3 separate regions of the Homo sapiens genome follow, and regions 2 and 3 are each linked to region 1. Evidence: read pairs that join two places in POLR2A ChIA-PET (ENCODE). Cell type or tissue: IMR-90. All regions are shown on one strand.

Evidence for each region. Peaks named below come from ENCODE experiments on the same cell type or tissue, not always from the same donor. Only the 100,000 strongest peaks of a DNase experiment are listed, where the experiment ranks them.
Region 2: POLR2A ChIA-PET joins it to region 1 with 6 read pairs; 1 of 35 experiments calls an interaction of 5 or more read pairs at or near these places.
Region 3: POLR2A ChIA-PET joins it to region 1 with 5 read pairs; 2 of 35 experiments call an interaction of 5 or more read pairs at or near these places.

Annotation. Positions count from the first base shown.
Region 1 is chr9:86,719,601-86,724,600 of GRCh38, reverse strand. No RefSeq gene overlaps it. Among named protein-coding and RNA genes, the nearest start is that of LINC02834, 14 kb to the right of the region's middle. In IMR-90, no CTCF peak of the experiment used is centred here; a DNase peak (open chromatin) is centred at 2,600; H3K27ac peaks cover 2,271 bases.
Region 2 is chr9:86,508,898-86,513,897 of GRCh38, reverse strand. The region is part of intron 1 of LOC102724080 (a long non-coding RNA gene); the gene reads right to left. Among named protein-coding and RNA genes, the nearest start is that of TUT7, 160 kb to the right of the region's middle. In IMR-90, no CTCF peak of the experiment used is centred here; a DNase peak (open chromatin) is centred at 757; H3K27ac peaks cover 935 bases.
Region 3 is chr9:86,602,815-86,607,814 of GRCh38, reverse strand. No RefSeq gene overlaps it. Among named protein-coding and RNA genes, the nearest start is that of LINC02834, 100 kb to the left of the region's middle. In IMR-90, no CTCF peak of the experiment used is centred here; no DNase peak of the experiment used is centred here; H3K27ac peaks cover 220 bases.

The DNA.
Region 1 (5,000 bases):
CATTCTATCAAGGGTGTATCTTATCAGCGTGTCTTATCACTGTAGATGTTGCCCTCAGTCACTGACTGGGGTACTGCTTGTCAGGTTTCTCCACTGTAAACCCAGTAAACCCGCTCTTTCTCCCCGTCCCCTTTCCATACCGTACCTTTTTGAAGGAAGTCACAATGTGTGGCCCACCCTTATCAGTGGGAAGGGATGTTTCACCTCTTCAATGGCAGAGTATCTCCATAAATTATTTGGAAACCTTCTGCACATAAAACTTGCTCTCCTCCCCCATTTATTTATTCAATCACTTACTTATATCTGTGTGAATTCACGGATATTTATGTTATACTTTGGGTTATGACACTATACTATTTTATTTATTTTCTTGCCCAAATTGTTCCAACTTTGGCCATTGGTAGCTCTTTCAGTTGGCTCCTGTGTCCCTTTGACATTCCCCATTATTATTAATATTACGATATTGTTCTTGTTATTGTTTGGGCAATTCCTTATTTGGGGGACTATAAGATGCTCCTTTCATTTCCCAATCCTAGGATCACACATTTGTCCAGTGAGTTGTGGTTCTCCTCACTGGAGAACAGTATTAGAAACTAAGATCTGGGTGCTAAGTGTGCTCATTACTACTGGGCCATATTTACCTTCCATTTTAAAAACCTTAAGTATATAGTAGGTCTTGAGATATTAGCTAGTAATAGTAATACATGTAGATAACCTATAAATATAAACATATTAGGAACATGTGTCCCATTTTTTTTTTCACCCAAGCATAATGGAAAAAAAAATGCTTGGCAACTACTGCTCTAGAATACTGTCATTAATGGGACTCCACGCTAACAAATCCTGCCCTCTGTGAGTCCCAGGATCTCATATTCCTGAGACAGACAATCTATTGCTCCAGAGCTGGGCATCCACTCCTCAGCCAGGATGGTAAGACCTGGCTCCTGCAGGTCACCTCGTGCAGTCAGGGGCAGGGGCAGCTGCCGAGAGGGAGTTATTGCTGTGAAGTGAGCACTTCCTTCAAGAGATGCCACTGCAGAGTGATAGGAGGGGATGTGGTCAGGGAGGAGGGGGAGGAGGAAGCAAGAGATGGGGGGTGGGTGGAGTGAGTTAACTCTGACTTCAAGCTAGGGGACCTCTCAGATTCCTCCCTGTACCACATATTGGTTCTGTTCTCATCTCAGGCACCATCTCCTGTTTACCTGCCCCTTTCACACGGGGCACCAAGGGAGAGAGACTGGGGATTGGTCAGTGCTTCTCAGTTGGGAGAACAACAACAAGAGAACAAGAAACAAGAACAAGACAGCAGAAGAACAAGAGCAAGAGAGCAAGCACTCTTCTACTGCTGGGAAGAGTAGCTTGTATATATGTAAACACATGAACACAGAATGTTACAGAAAATCAAGAGGACTGTTGGGGGCTGAGTCCATCCACTCACACTCCCCCCATCAGCCCCGCACTCATGGGCCTCTCCATAAGCTTTTGTAAATGACCTTATTCATCTTCAAAGCAGGCAGGTCTTGTAGTTGACACGGGTAAATGTTGATCTTCTTTTTCTCCTTTTTTAGAAAATATGCTGAAAAATAAAGTGTCTTACTTTTAAAGAGAACATTCCCAGAAATCCTGTTGCTACTGCTGGCTGCAGAGATGGCAAATCATAATTGGTGACTAATATAGGAGTTTGATCTTTATCCCAAATTTGTTGGGATGTTAGCAGTGATTTGGCAGTGGCTATAGTAAATAATGGGCTGGGTGCGAAAGTTCCGAAAGATTTCATCCTGGGTAGGACAAGACTAGGTTTCACTTGAGAGCAGCCTTCCACCTGGGAAGTGGCCTATTCTTTCTTGACTTTCCTAATAAGAGTGTAAGGTGTCATGATCTGAGATTTTGCCTCAGGTCTGGAAAGATAAGCTCATGAATATTTATCCATCTGGATCTAGACACAGAGTGGCCAAATGGGGTCCCAAACCCACCTTCCATTTTGGTCCTTCAAAACCCTCCATCTGTGAAGCTTGCTTCCCAGCAGCTGGAATTCCAGCAGGGAAGAACCCCTGAGGCATCTACCCCAGTCCCCAGCCCTCTCCTCCCCTTACCTGAGGCTGTCACAGAACACTCCTCCCCACAGCCTGGCCAGGGGAACAAATGAATTCTGTCCATGAACCCACAAGACTTCAGTCTGGGGTTAAAAGCATAGAAAATCATAGTATCAGCTATCATTGTTGCAGCTCTAATGTTACCCTAGTCAAATCACTGCTGATTAAAACCAGCCCTGTTAATAAACCACAGGCTTTATTTCCCCTCAAATGTCTATAACCACTTTCTTCAACCCCTATTAAAAGGCAAAACCCAAAGAAAAACACAGCTTTGGAGCCCAAGTGCCGCTTATTCCCCAGAGGAGAAAAAAATAAGCATGAAAAAAAAATGGCTCTTTTTTCCTCACCTTTCCCCCACTTAATGGAATCAAACCTTTTAATAACTAAAGGGAGAAATCAATAAAAAGCAGGCGGGTGTTATCAGTGGCCTGTAACGTTAGAGCAGCTTGAAAACAGTCCTCCTCTGCCTCCCAAAACGAATGCATTTGCCAGCAATTCCCTGCGTCTGACTCACATCCTTATTACCTCCTTCTCCTCTTGCTTTCCCCTTAAGGGACTGATTTTTCCTCCCATCTAAGCCAAAAAGAATTTCTTTGGATTAAGAAGACTGATGAAAGCATTTTTAATATTTGAGCTCAGGTCTGCAAGCTCCATAAAACTGACTTCTCCTGTTGCCTGCTTTGTCTCCCCTCACCTGCCTTGTCTGTAGTTTTCTCCTTCATTTGCTCTACAGAAACCAGCCAGGGACCCTCTCCAGAGCGGGGGGCGGTGGGGGTGGGGGGGGGGGTCTCTGGCCCCCTGGCAGCTTCCCCTGCAGGACTGGCTGCAGACTCTGCTCTGCTGGCTCCAGAGGCAGGATGTGACATCTTTCAAAACCCTCAGAAACTGGGGAGAGGGGAACTTATGTGACAACCTTCATGTTGATGCCGTGTGTCTTTCAAGTAAAGACCGGTTTGACAAGTGCTGAGTGGCTCAGAGGGGAACATGTTTCAAGCCTGGAGGGGAAAGTCTTGACAATTCATTCCAGGGAAAACTGGAACCTTCTCCACCCACCCTGCCTTTGACTAAGGAGGTGGAAAGGAAGGGAGACCTGAACATGATGGCCTTTGTTCCTAGTTCTTCCCACATTTGCATCACTGTTACAACACTGCTTTCCCTTGCTCCTCAAATTAATGGTAGCTTTGCCAACATTATCTTAAATTCCTGGAACCTTGAAATTACCACACGTAGACAGTGCTTTGCTGGAGTAACCTTGCCAGGAACTGCTCAATTAAATGGTTTTTGGGAGACAAGGGACCCAGCTTAAAAAAAAAATAGTGGTGATTGGGCCACTCTGCTACTGTTCTGAGCTTGGGTTCTGAGATTTGATCGCCCCATTGGGAAGCTACGCAACACCAGGCAACTCTTTCACCCCAATATCATACCAAAAGTCCCGCTGGCTTCCCGGCAAAGCATCATTTTGAAAGAGTGAAAAAGCATCTGCCATCAAATGCCTCACTCTATGATATTTTCCATCCATTTTCATATCCAGTCAAGTCATCATCCAGAGAATAATTATTTTTGGATGATGGCAATGTACTAAATGACAGATTGATGTGTATCTGTGTGTGTAAGTGTGTATTTTAGGGGACATGATAAATGTCATCTCAAGGTATAATTCCGAGAAAGGACCGGCTGACACAGAACCACCAATCAGTGCAATAAATCACACAAGAAAATCGTTGCTCTAATGGAGAGATGAGCACTTTTGTCTAGATCAGTGGATTTTACGGTGTGAGTCCTCTATTTTTTCCAGTGGTTGTGCTCTAGAAATTTTAATATTTATGACGTTAATGGTTTTTTAAACATGATGCATTGTAGCAACAAAAACAGCCAAAATATCATTTTATTGGTGTTTCTTCAAAAGAGTGGGGAAATTAATATACTTTCTGCCAGGAACTTCTTTTCCATAAATTACAGTATTTATTCTTGATACAGTTCCATGGTGTACATATTATAAACCAAATGAGGTGCAAAGAGACTGTGTCACTTACCCAAGGTTATTTATCATCATCCCCATGACGGTCATTATCATCCCCATATCTACTCTTTATTTAGCACGAACTTTAGGCTAGGAACTCTTTGAGATATATTATAAGCAGAATTTCTAATGCTATCAATAACACTGCAGTGTAGGTATTTTGAGTTTCAGTTCATAAATGACTAAACTGAAGTTCAAAGATTCATCAATTTGTCCCCAGCAACGCAATGAATAAGAGACAGACTGGAGATTCACATTCATGTCAATGACTTCTGAGACTCGTGGTGTGCTGCTTTTAAAATATGTCTACAAATTCTTTGATATTCCTCCCTTCATAAGGTGGACATTAATTTTTCTGCCCTTAAAAGTAGATTGTACTTAGAGGCCCACTTCGAAACTGTGTGACTTCCAAAATTAGGTCAATTTATTGTGACTTCTTGTTTGTTCTCTCTCTCTTACTCTCTCACGTGAGTGTGCATGCAAACCTATGCACTTGGTTTGCTCTTGAGGAAGCCAGCTGCCATGTCATGAAGACACTCAAGAAGCCCTATGGAGACACCAAGTGACGAAGAGCTGAGGCCTCTTGCAACACCCATGGGACAGAGCCATCTTGGAAGGAGACACTCCAGCCCCAATTGAGCCTTCATAGGGCTGCAGCCCCAGCTGACACCTTGTCTGCAACCTCGTGAGAGATTTTGAACCAGAACCACCCGGTTAAGCCACTCCTGAATTCTGATCTGCAGAACTGTGAGATAATAACTGTTGTTTTAATCTGCTAAATTCTGGAGTAATTTGTTATGTAGCAATAGATAACTAATGCACATATTTCCTCAAAAGTAACTCCATTTGCCCATGGAACAAACATGGAGCAGACATGGTTGAACCCA
Region 2 (5,000 bases), 210 kb after region 1:
AATACCAGGGGCAGAGCTGCGACTGGCATGGGAAAGTCAGTTGGGTAGGCCCAAGGCTCTTGCTACTAAATAACTCCCTGTCCCTTCTACCTGAAACCTCAGATCATTTATCTTGCCAGGCCACTGGTGTCTTTCCTACAAAACAATGTACAGACACCCCAGGAAAGTTCCCTTCTGCCAACATTATCTCTTGCTAGACATAAACACCTACTTTCAAAGCTTGAAATTTATTAGCACCCAAATGATGTTTATTACCCTGCAGCTTGTGATCCTGTCATGGATTGTATCAGCCAAGGAGACTGGATTAACTCACATACCTAGGCATTTATGGCTCTGAAGTGAGCCAGTGTTCAAAAAGCGTCCTGAGGACAGATGGAGTTGCTTGACCCACAGGTGGATGAGCTTCGCTGGAGCAGGAAGGCCCTGGTCCTGGCTGAAAGAACACCTAAGACCAAGGAGAGAATGCAAAATGATGAAGCAGGAGCCTGCACCACAACCAGCAGCCAATCAGAGAGGAAAAGGAACCAAATGCTGGGCAATCAAATGCAAGAAAAAAAGCAGTGAGATTTTTCATTGAAATAAAAATGCAAAAAAAAAAACAAAAAATCAGTGTCACTGGAATTTATTTCTAAAGGAACTTTCTGAGTAATCTATGTACAAATATAAGAGGAATTAATTTTTTAAATTGTGAGGTTTAAAAAGCATCTTTTAATACTAGAGATGTGTACGTTTTTGTAAAGCAATTTCAACATCTGCAGACGTAACCAGAACACTTCAAGAGAAAATGAAAATTTAAATAAACACTGAAGGTTATTCAGTGGGTTAGGAATTCAGGGAAAGAGAAAGAAGCAGAGAGCCCAGTGAAATTTATCTAAATTCTAAAACTCCCAAAATGTAGGTGGGAAAAAATACCAATCATTGTATTCTTTTGTTATTTTCTGTGGTAGTTCTTATTTTTTGTTAACTATTATTTGTTGTTATAAGGAAAATACAATGTGACAGTGGCAAACAAGGCATTTATACGATAAGCTCTGGCCTTTGTCTTTGGGTGCTATCTCTGAAACAGGAATAACTATGCTGGGTGTCTGTTGGAAGGCAGTTTGAAAGGGAGACTTCTAGATTTGTCTCCCTAAGTGATGTGTGTGTCCAAGTCCCGTCATCATGGTCCTTCCATTAGTTTGCCCATTTGTGGTCCCCACTGCTGTAGATTATAGGCAGTTGGTTTCAGGTTATTTATTAATTCTAGAGCTATAATAAAGCACTGTTTTCTAAAAATAAAAAATAAAAAAATAAAAAATCTACTTTCTCTCTGATTGCTATCCTTCCCAACACTTACCCTCTCCCCAGCTGCTAGCAAATGAATAAATTATATTTATTAATGAGTTTCTCTTTGCACTTTCTTTTACATAGTTTTTCACCTTCAGAAATTCCAGCAATATTAACAACTATTATATCTGAATGTTCTAGGATTTGGACAAAGATTGAGGTAGGTTCCATTATCCATTTCTTGGCTCAGCGTAATCCCAATTGCCAGATGCCAGTCTATATATTCCTTTCTGGTAGTCATGCAATATTCTCAGCTCTCTGCTTTGCATTTTAAAGTGACATCCTGGAAGAAATTAACCACCAGGTGGGTGATGAGAGAAAAACCTTTGTTTTAGTTTGAAATCTGGATTCAGCCAAGTCTTTGGAAAAGTCAAATCTGATGATTATCTAAATAGCTAAGGGGAAAGGATACTCATCGCCTTTATAATCTGGGTAATTGGTATGATTACCAGCAGGTTCTTGAATGTCCACGGGGTGCATATCCATATGGAAAGACAGACTCAGCCTTGGCGCTTAGACTCCTAATGAGAATGCCTGCAGTGGAGTCTGAATTACCTCCCCTCTGACCCTAATTCTCTACCTTTCTCTCCTAGTGGAGACCTGGCCCTGGGCTTTCTGGTACAGAGCTGTTCTCTGCAGGGCAGTGGTAGAGACCCTGGGAAGGAGAGGAAGGCCACCCAGGGCTGGGGTGTGAGCGAGCTGGGGAAGCAGGCCCCTCTGCTGTGGAACTCCAGAAGCAACAGCGGGGCGCCTGCGGCAAAGCACTTAACCTATTTGTGTCTCCATCTCCCATTTGTAAATGGAGTAATTATAACCTCTCTGCCTTCTGGGGCTCTTGCGAATCTCCATTAAAGTTCATAAATCACTTTGAAGATGGGAGTCATTGCTGGTTGCCCTGGCAGGTGGAAGATCTCTGGCCAGAGTCCTCCTTCAGTATTTCCAGGCAGCTGGCTTTGTCTTAAAGGAGATACAAGTAACATTCTTTCTGCTCCCTTTTTCTACCTGCACTGAATATCCACAGCGAAACATATTCACCCTTTTTCCTAAATGTCTGTGTTCCCAATGCTACATGTTTTCATAACAACTCGGAAAGTATTAGTAATTTTGGATACAATTAACGAAATTAACATCTTTGTAAAAATCCCACCAAGGCTGTGGAACTATCACCAATAGTTATTTCCATGTATCAATATATGCCCATGCTATGTCCGGGTATATTTCTATGAATTCAGAAACGGATGAATCTTGAACACTATCTTTTAGTGAGCCTAACATCTAAATCAATTAACCTTTAAAAAGATAAAATAGCCACATATTTTTAAGTTGCACATCCATACATATTTATACACACAGATGTGAAGCAAACTCTTAGGTTATATTCTTACTTTTCTTTTTTTTTTTTTTTTTTTTTTTTTTGAGATGAAGTTTCACTCTTGTCACCCCAGCTGGAGTGCAATTGCACGATATTGGCTCACTGCAGCCTCTGCCTCCCGGGTTCTAGCGATTCTCCTGCCTCAGCCTCCCAAGTAGCTGGGATTACAGGCACCTGCCACCACGCGCAGCCAATTTTTCTATTTTTAGTAGAAACGGGGTTTCGCCATGTTGGCCAGGCTGGTCTCAAACTCCTGACCTCAGGTGATCCATCCGCCGCTGCCTTCCAAAGTGCTGGGATTACAGGTGTGAGCCACTGTGCCTGGACCTTATGTATTTTTTTAATCCAGAATTTTTACTTTTTGTTTAAAAGCTTTTTAAAATTGACACATAATATGTTGATAAATATGTGCATATTCATGGAGTACATAGCAGTGTTATGATATGTGTAATGTAGGGATCAGATCAGAATAATTCACATATCCATCATCTCAAACTTTTATCATTTCTTTGTGTTGGGAACATTCAAAATCCTCCTAGCTATTTGGAACTATATCATATTTTACTGTTAACCATAGTCACCCTACAGAGCTGAGGAACACCAGAACCTATCCCTCCTGTCTAGCTATAAGTTTGTATCCTTTTAAAAACCCACTGGAGTATTAAAAATGTCTCACAAGAACCACATTTTTAGGGATGCATTAGCTTACTTTGGCTGCTTTTTAAAAGATTCAAACACATGAAGTTTTTTAAAAATAAACTTCTCTAGAAACCATTTTGACTTAAATGACTATCAGTAGGGAGCTAGTTACATAAATTGTGGTACACCCAGGGCATATGAGTGAGCGTATGTACAGTCACACACACGCATGCACACAGAATGCAATTCTAGATATATTTTAAATTTTTTTAGACAGTGTCGAATAGAACTTACGATAGTTTAATATTTATGTTTTAAAAAGAGATACATATTATACATGATAAAAATGAAAGAATACTACAAATTTGTATATGTAATAAAAGAGGTATTTTATATATGTATGTGTAATATAGTATATACACAAACTATCTCTGGAAAAAACTAGTAACAGTAGTTTCTTCCAGAAAGATATACTAGGAAAATTAGACTAATGGTTGTAGGCAAAAATCTAAGAATTAATGTATATTTTCTTTGGGGTTGTTTAATATTTTTTATTAAAAGAATGCATCACTGTTCTAATTTTTAAAATTTGTGTCACTCTAGTATGTGTTGTTATGTGATTGGCATCCTATAGTATTTTAATTTTTTTTTTTTTTTTTTTTTTTTTGAGACAGAGTCTTGCTCTGTCGCCCAGGCTGGAGTGCAATGGCGTGATCTTGGCTCACTGCAGCCTCTGCCTCCCAGGTTCCAGGGATTCTCTTGCCTCAGCCTCCCAGGTAGCTGGGATTATAGGCGCACACCACCACGCCCGGCTAATTTTTGTATTTTTAGTAGAGACAGGGTTTCACCATGTTGGCCAGGCTGGTCTCAAACTCCTGACCTCAGGTGATCCGCCTGCCGCGGCCTCCCAAAGTGCTGGAATTACAGGCATGAGCCACTGCCCCTGGCCAGTATTTGATCTTTAAAACATAGATGTTTTACAGTGTATACTGTTAAGGAAAATGCCAACTACTAGAAAGTAAACTGGTGTCATTGTATTTTTAAATTGCCTGCCTACTACAGGATGAATAGATTGCAAAATAACACCCAAAATGTGTTCAAGTGAGTTACAAAACTTGCTTTGGCACAAAAAGATACAGACACCCATTGGTGAATAGGTAATATATGTGTCCCCTGTTGTAATGAGAGTACACTTAGGGAATTACTTTATACGCCTTCCCTGGAATTAGTCTCCTGGTGGATAAGAAAAAGGCCTTATTCATCTAATTCCCCCCAAAATTCTAGCTCAATACCTGGCAAATATTAATAGAAGGTGTTCAAAAAATATTTATCAAATAAATAAATTAGATTCACAGCTTGATTTCTTGTCTTTTATAACCAGTTTCTTTGATGTTGAACTTTTTAAAACCTTTAATAAATAATTGCACATCATAAATTGGATGAGGTAAATATAATACACAGCATTTGCCAAACTTGTTTCACCATGAAAAGAAAAACACTTTCCCCACAGAGTCCCTTGCAAGACTAGTTGTAATGAAGCCTAGATAAATAAAAGTGGAAAACATAGCGCTGGCTTTTAATTTACACCTCTCTGTCTCCTAAAAACCAAGGGCAGCAGAGGCCATTAGTGCTCACTGAATATTCCTGGGCTCCCTGCATTTCC
Region 3 (5,000 bases), 120 kb after region 1:
AGTGAACTCCCATTCACAATTGCTTCAAAGAGAATAAAATACCTAGGAATCCAACTTACAAGGGATGTGAAGGACCTCTTCAAGGAGAACTACAAACCACTGCTCAAGGAAATAAAAGAGGATACAAACAAATGGAAGAACATTCCATGCTCATGGGTAGGAAGAATCAATATCATGAAAATGGCCATACTGCCCAAGGTAATTTACAGATTCAATGTCATCCCCATCAAGCTACCAATGACTTTCTTCACACAATTGGAAAAAACTACTTTAAAGTTCATATGGAACCAAAAAAGAGCCTGCATCGCCAAGTCAATCCTAAGCCAAAAGAACAAAGCTGCAGGCATCACACTACCTGACTTCAAACTATACTACAAGGCTACAGTAACCAAAACAGCATGGTACTGGTACCAAAACAGAGATATAGATCAATGGAACAGAACAGAGCCCTCAGAAATAATGCCGCATATCTACAACTATCTGATCTTTGACAAACCTGAGAAAAACAAGCAATGGGGAAAGGATTCCCTATTTAATAAATGGTGCGGGGAAAACTGGCTAGCCATATGTAGAAAGCTGAAACTGGATCCCTTCCTTACACCTTATACAAAAATCAATTCAAGATGGATTAAAGACTTAAACGTTAGACCTAAAACCTAGGCATTACCATTCAGGACATAGGCATGGGCAAGGACTTCATGTCTAAAACACCAAAAGCAATGGCAACAAAAGACAAAATTGACAAATGGGATCTAATTAAACTAAAGAGCTTCTGCACAGCAAAAGAAACTACCATCAGAGTGAACAGGCAACCTACAAAATGGGAGAAAATTTTTGCAACCTACTCATCTGACAAAGGGCTAATATCCAGAATCTACAATGAACTCAAACAAATTTACAAGAAAAAAACAAACAACCCCATCAAAAAGTGGGCAAAGGACATGAACAGACACTTCTCAAAAGAAGACATTTATGCAGCCAAAAAACACATGAAAAAATGTTCATCATCACTGGCCATCAGAGAAATGCAAACCAAAACAACAATGAGATACCATCTCACACCAGTTAGAATGGCAATCATTAAAAAGTCAGGAAACAACAGGTGCTGGAGAGGATGTGGAGAAATAAGAACACTTTTACACTGTTGGTGGGACTGTAAACTAGTTCAACCATTGTGGAAGTCCGTGTGGCGATTCCTCAGGGATCTAGAACTGGAAATACCATTTGACCCAGCCATCCCATTACTGGGTATATACCCAAAGGACTATAAATCATGCTGCTGTAAAGACACATGCACACGTATGTTTATTGCAGCATTATTCACAATAGCAAAGACTTGGAACCAACCCAAATGTCCAACAATGATAGACTGGATTAAGAAAATGTGGCACATATACACCATGGAATACTATGCAGCCATAAAAAATGATGAGTTCATGTCCTTTGTAGGGACATGGATGAAATTGGAAATCATCATTCTCAGTAAACTATCGCAAGAACAAAAAACCAAACACCACATATTCTCACTCATAGGTGGGAATTGAACAATGAGATCACATGGATACAGGAAGGGGAATATCACACTCTGGGGACTGTTGTGGGGTGGGGGGAGGGGGGAGGGATAGCAATGGGAGATATACCTAATGCTAGATGACGAGTTAGTGGGTGCAGCGCACCAGCATGGCACATGTATACATATGTAACTAACCTGCACAATGTGCACATGTACCCTAGAAATTAAAGCATAATAAAAAAAAAAAAGAAAGCAAAAAAAAAAAAAACTAGCCGGGCATGGTGGCATGCGCCTGTAGTCCCAGCTGCTTGAGAGGCTGAGGCAGGAGAATCACTTGAACCCGGGAGGCGGAGGTTGCAGTGAGTCGAGATCATACCACTGCACTCCAGCCTGGGCAACAGAACGAGACTCCAGCTCACAAAAAAAAAAAAGAAAGAAAGAAAGAAAGAAATCCATTTTCAATTTTCTACATCGAGTCATTGGGAAGTGATTTCATAATTATAATCTTGTATTGTTAATTCTGTATTATAAAATAGGAATAAATGCGTATTTATTTATACCCTACTGTTTTCCAAAGTTTATTTAAGATAGTTTGCAGGAGTAACATAAAGAACAATGAAAGAGCATGAAAAAGCTCTAGATAAGAGAAATAATAAAGAGAAAACAAAAGTATGTATTAAGTTGAGCCAGAAATAAGCTTAGTACTAATTATAGGTCACATGGGGCCATAAATTTGTCTTCTGGCAGCATGGAGAGAGAAACCCGATGGTTATGGGAAAGTGGTCATTTAATCTGTCATAGTCACACATATCGTTAAAGCCATTAGAAGCATTAAGAACCATCCATGTCCAACCCTATCATTTCAAGATGTGACAGGTGGGGCTCTGGAGCCTATGAGTATGATCACAGAGCTAGTTAGGGCAGAATAGAAGTCAACTTTCAGAAGTGTGGAAATTATTCCGAGAGGAGATTAAGAATCAAAATTAAACCAATGAATAGAAATCACCTTTCTAAGGATTTGAAACCTCCTTTGAGAGCAGTGGAATTTCTTCTGCAAAAGGCACCACAGAGATGCGAATTAAGGAGTATTCTAAGCTTCTAATTAGATTACCTTAATTGTTGTTGCTACATTCAACTATAATACCTGAAAGAATGCTTGAAATCCAGCATAGTCTTTAGGAGATGGTGTGTTTCTTGTATATGATTCAGCATCAGCAATAAACTATATCTGCACATCTTACCACCATCACTAGTGAGTTCACAGAAAGATCCATTTTCTGATACTTTGGGACAGGAATTTTTGGTTTGTTTGGGTTTTTATTCATTTGAGGGAGTGTTGTAACCACATATCCTCACCCTGGTGGAAAAATGTGTTTTCACTAAAACTATAATTTACTACTTCAAGTCTGCCCCCTTCATAACAAAATGGTGACTCTACAGGAAAGGCCTAATTATGAAACTTTGTTGTTGTAATGACAGAAGAAAGGAATAATATTTAAGCATTGTTAACTTGGTGCAAAGAATCCTTGTTAGAGCTGGTGTTACAGCTGTAATGCCCAATTGATATAACAGCAAGAAAGAAATGGGGCATCCTGCTCATGTGATTGAGATAAAGACTAAGCAGAATTGAAGGAGGGCCACCAAAGACATTTTGTGAGAGATTTGGAAGGTGGAAGTGAAGCAGCCTGATAATATTACACTCAGAAGGTTGGTGGAGGTCTCGTAGGTGCTACTGCAGCTCCCGCTTCTCTCTGTGGAACTTCCTATTGACACAGGCAGCAGCTGGGCCTGCAGCTGCTCCATTTCCCCAGATTCTCCTTCACCTTCTCCAACCCCTGAGCCAGGTACCTTCTTTGCTAGAGACCACCCACATCATTGAGGTGGAAAGAGCTGAGAGACTGACAAGAGCTCTAGTCCATCCCCATGGTCTTGCTCCTGCTGGTGGGTCCCAGCTTGTCCTTGCTGTCCCCACTTTGATGCTCTGTCCCTTCCAACTGTTTCAACACCAGGCACAAAGACCATCTCACCGGCTCCCACAAGGGCCCAAGGGCAAATCCCTCTCATATGCCCTCATAAATGCCTAGTTGTTCTGCTTTGGGACAGCAGTGAGGGAATTCTAGCCAATAAATACAGACGGAATCACGGAATTAGAAAGTCATCCTTTTCCAGCCCTTAATGATCATCAGTGGTTAATAGAACCATCAGGTGAAAGACTGATAAGGAACTGTAGAATGGATGGGTCAGGCTGGCAATACCTTAAGCCACTGATCAACATTAACCTCAAACAATGGCTATCAAATAGTAGTCACCTCCTACTGTGAGGCAATAGGGAGGAGAGAGCCCCCATCTGTGATACATTCTAGCCACAAACATTGAACCTGAATCTAATCAAGGCTCCAGGTGAAGCTAACAGTTTACAGGAAACACAGGGCTAGAAGAACATGGCAAATGACACCAGCAGATACAATCATCAAAGTCCAGAATGTAGGGAACTGGACAGAACAGTTTCCTCCCAGCCTAGATACCTTGGGGCCATCTTTGACTCTTCAAATCCCTACATGTTGATTCCCAAAATATTTCCAAACCCTGTTATTATTCCTTTGCTATCTCTCTTAAATATACCCTTTCTCTTCCTTCTTGAGAATTATGTCACTAATTTATTTTTTGTTCTTATGAGCAGTCTCTTCATTTTAATAGTGTTTATTATACTTTTTAAGTAAATATTAATGTGTGTTTGTTTAATGTGTGTCTCCCTCACTCAATTCTAAGAGCCCTACGAAGGCAAAGGACCTGACTCTTGTTCTCATCTATTACCCTGACATACGTTAAGTATGCCACAGTGATATATTCAAGACTTAATGCTTGATTGACAGAATGAATAAATGAATTCATGCACCAATCTTTCAGGCTTCTATGTTATTTCCGGACTTTTTTCATTTTCAATTCATCTTACATACTCTTACAGTAGGTCACTAGTTAGACATGAGAGCAAGGCAGGAGAGGGCTCCCCCCAGCCCCCACCCCGTCCCCCATCAGAAATGTCAGGTGACAATCAGATGATGGTCAGGCAGTTGTTAAACTGCCTCACTAAAAAATAATTGGCCACAGCTGGCACCAGGGAAAGGCCATTTCCACTGACATCTTATTTGTCAGACCAAGCATAAATGTTAATCTCACCCCAAAAAAACACCTTCACAGAAACATCCAAAATGTTTATCCTAATAATGTTTTTCTGGACACCATGGCCCAGCCAAGTTGACACACATAAAATTAACCATTCTACCCTTCATTTCTTACCTACCCAAAGGCATTTTCCACCAGCCTGCAATTTTTCTGCTTCATGGTTTCCCATGCCTGCCACCTTCATTCCTGAGTCAGCTCTTTCCTGGAGCTGCCTCCACCCCACTTAGGAATCCTCTCCTTCCTCTGTCTGATTCTTGGACACCCACCCATTTCCAACAATTCCACTGCACCACCTTTTCTGGCC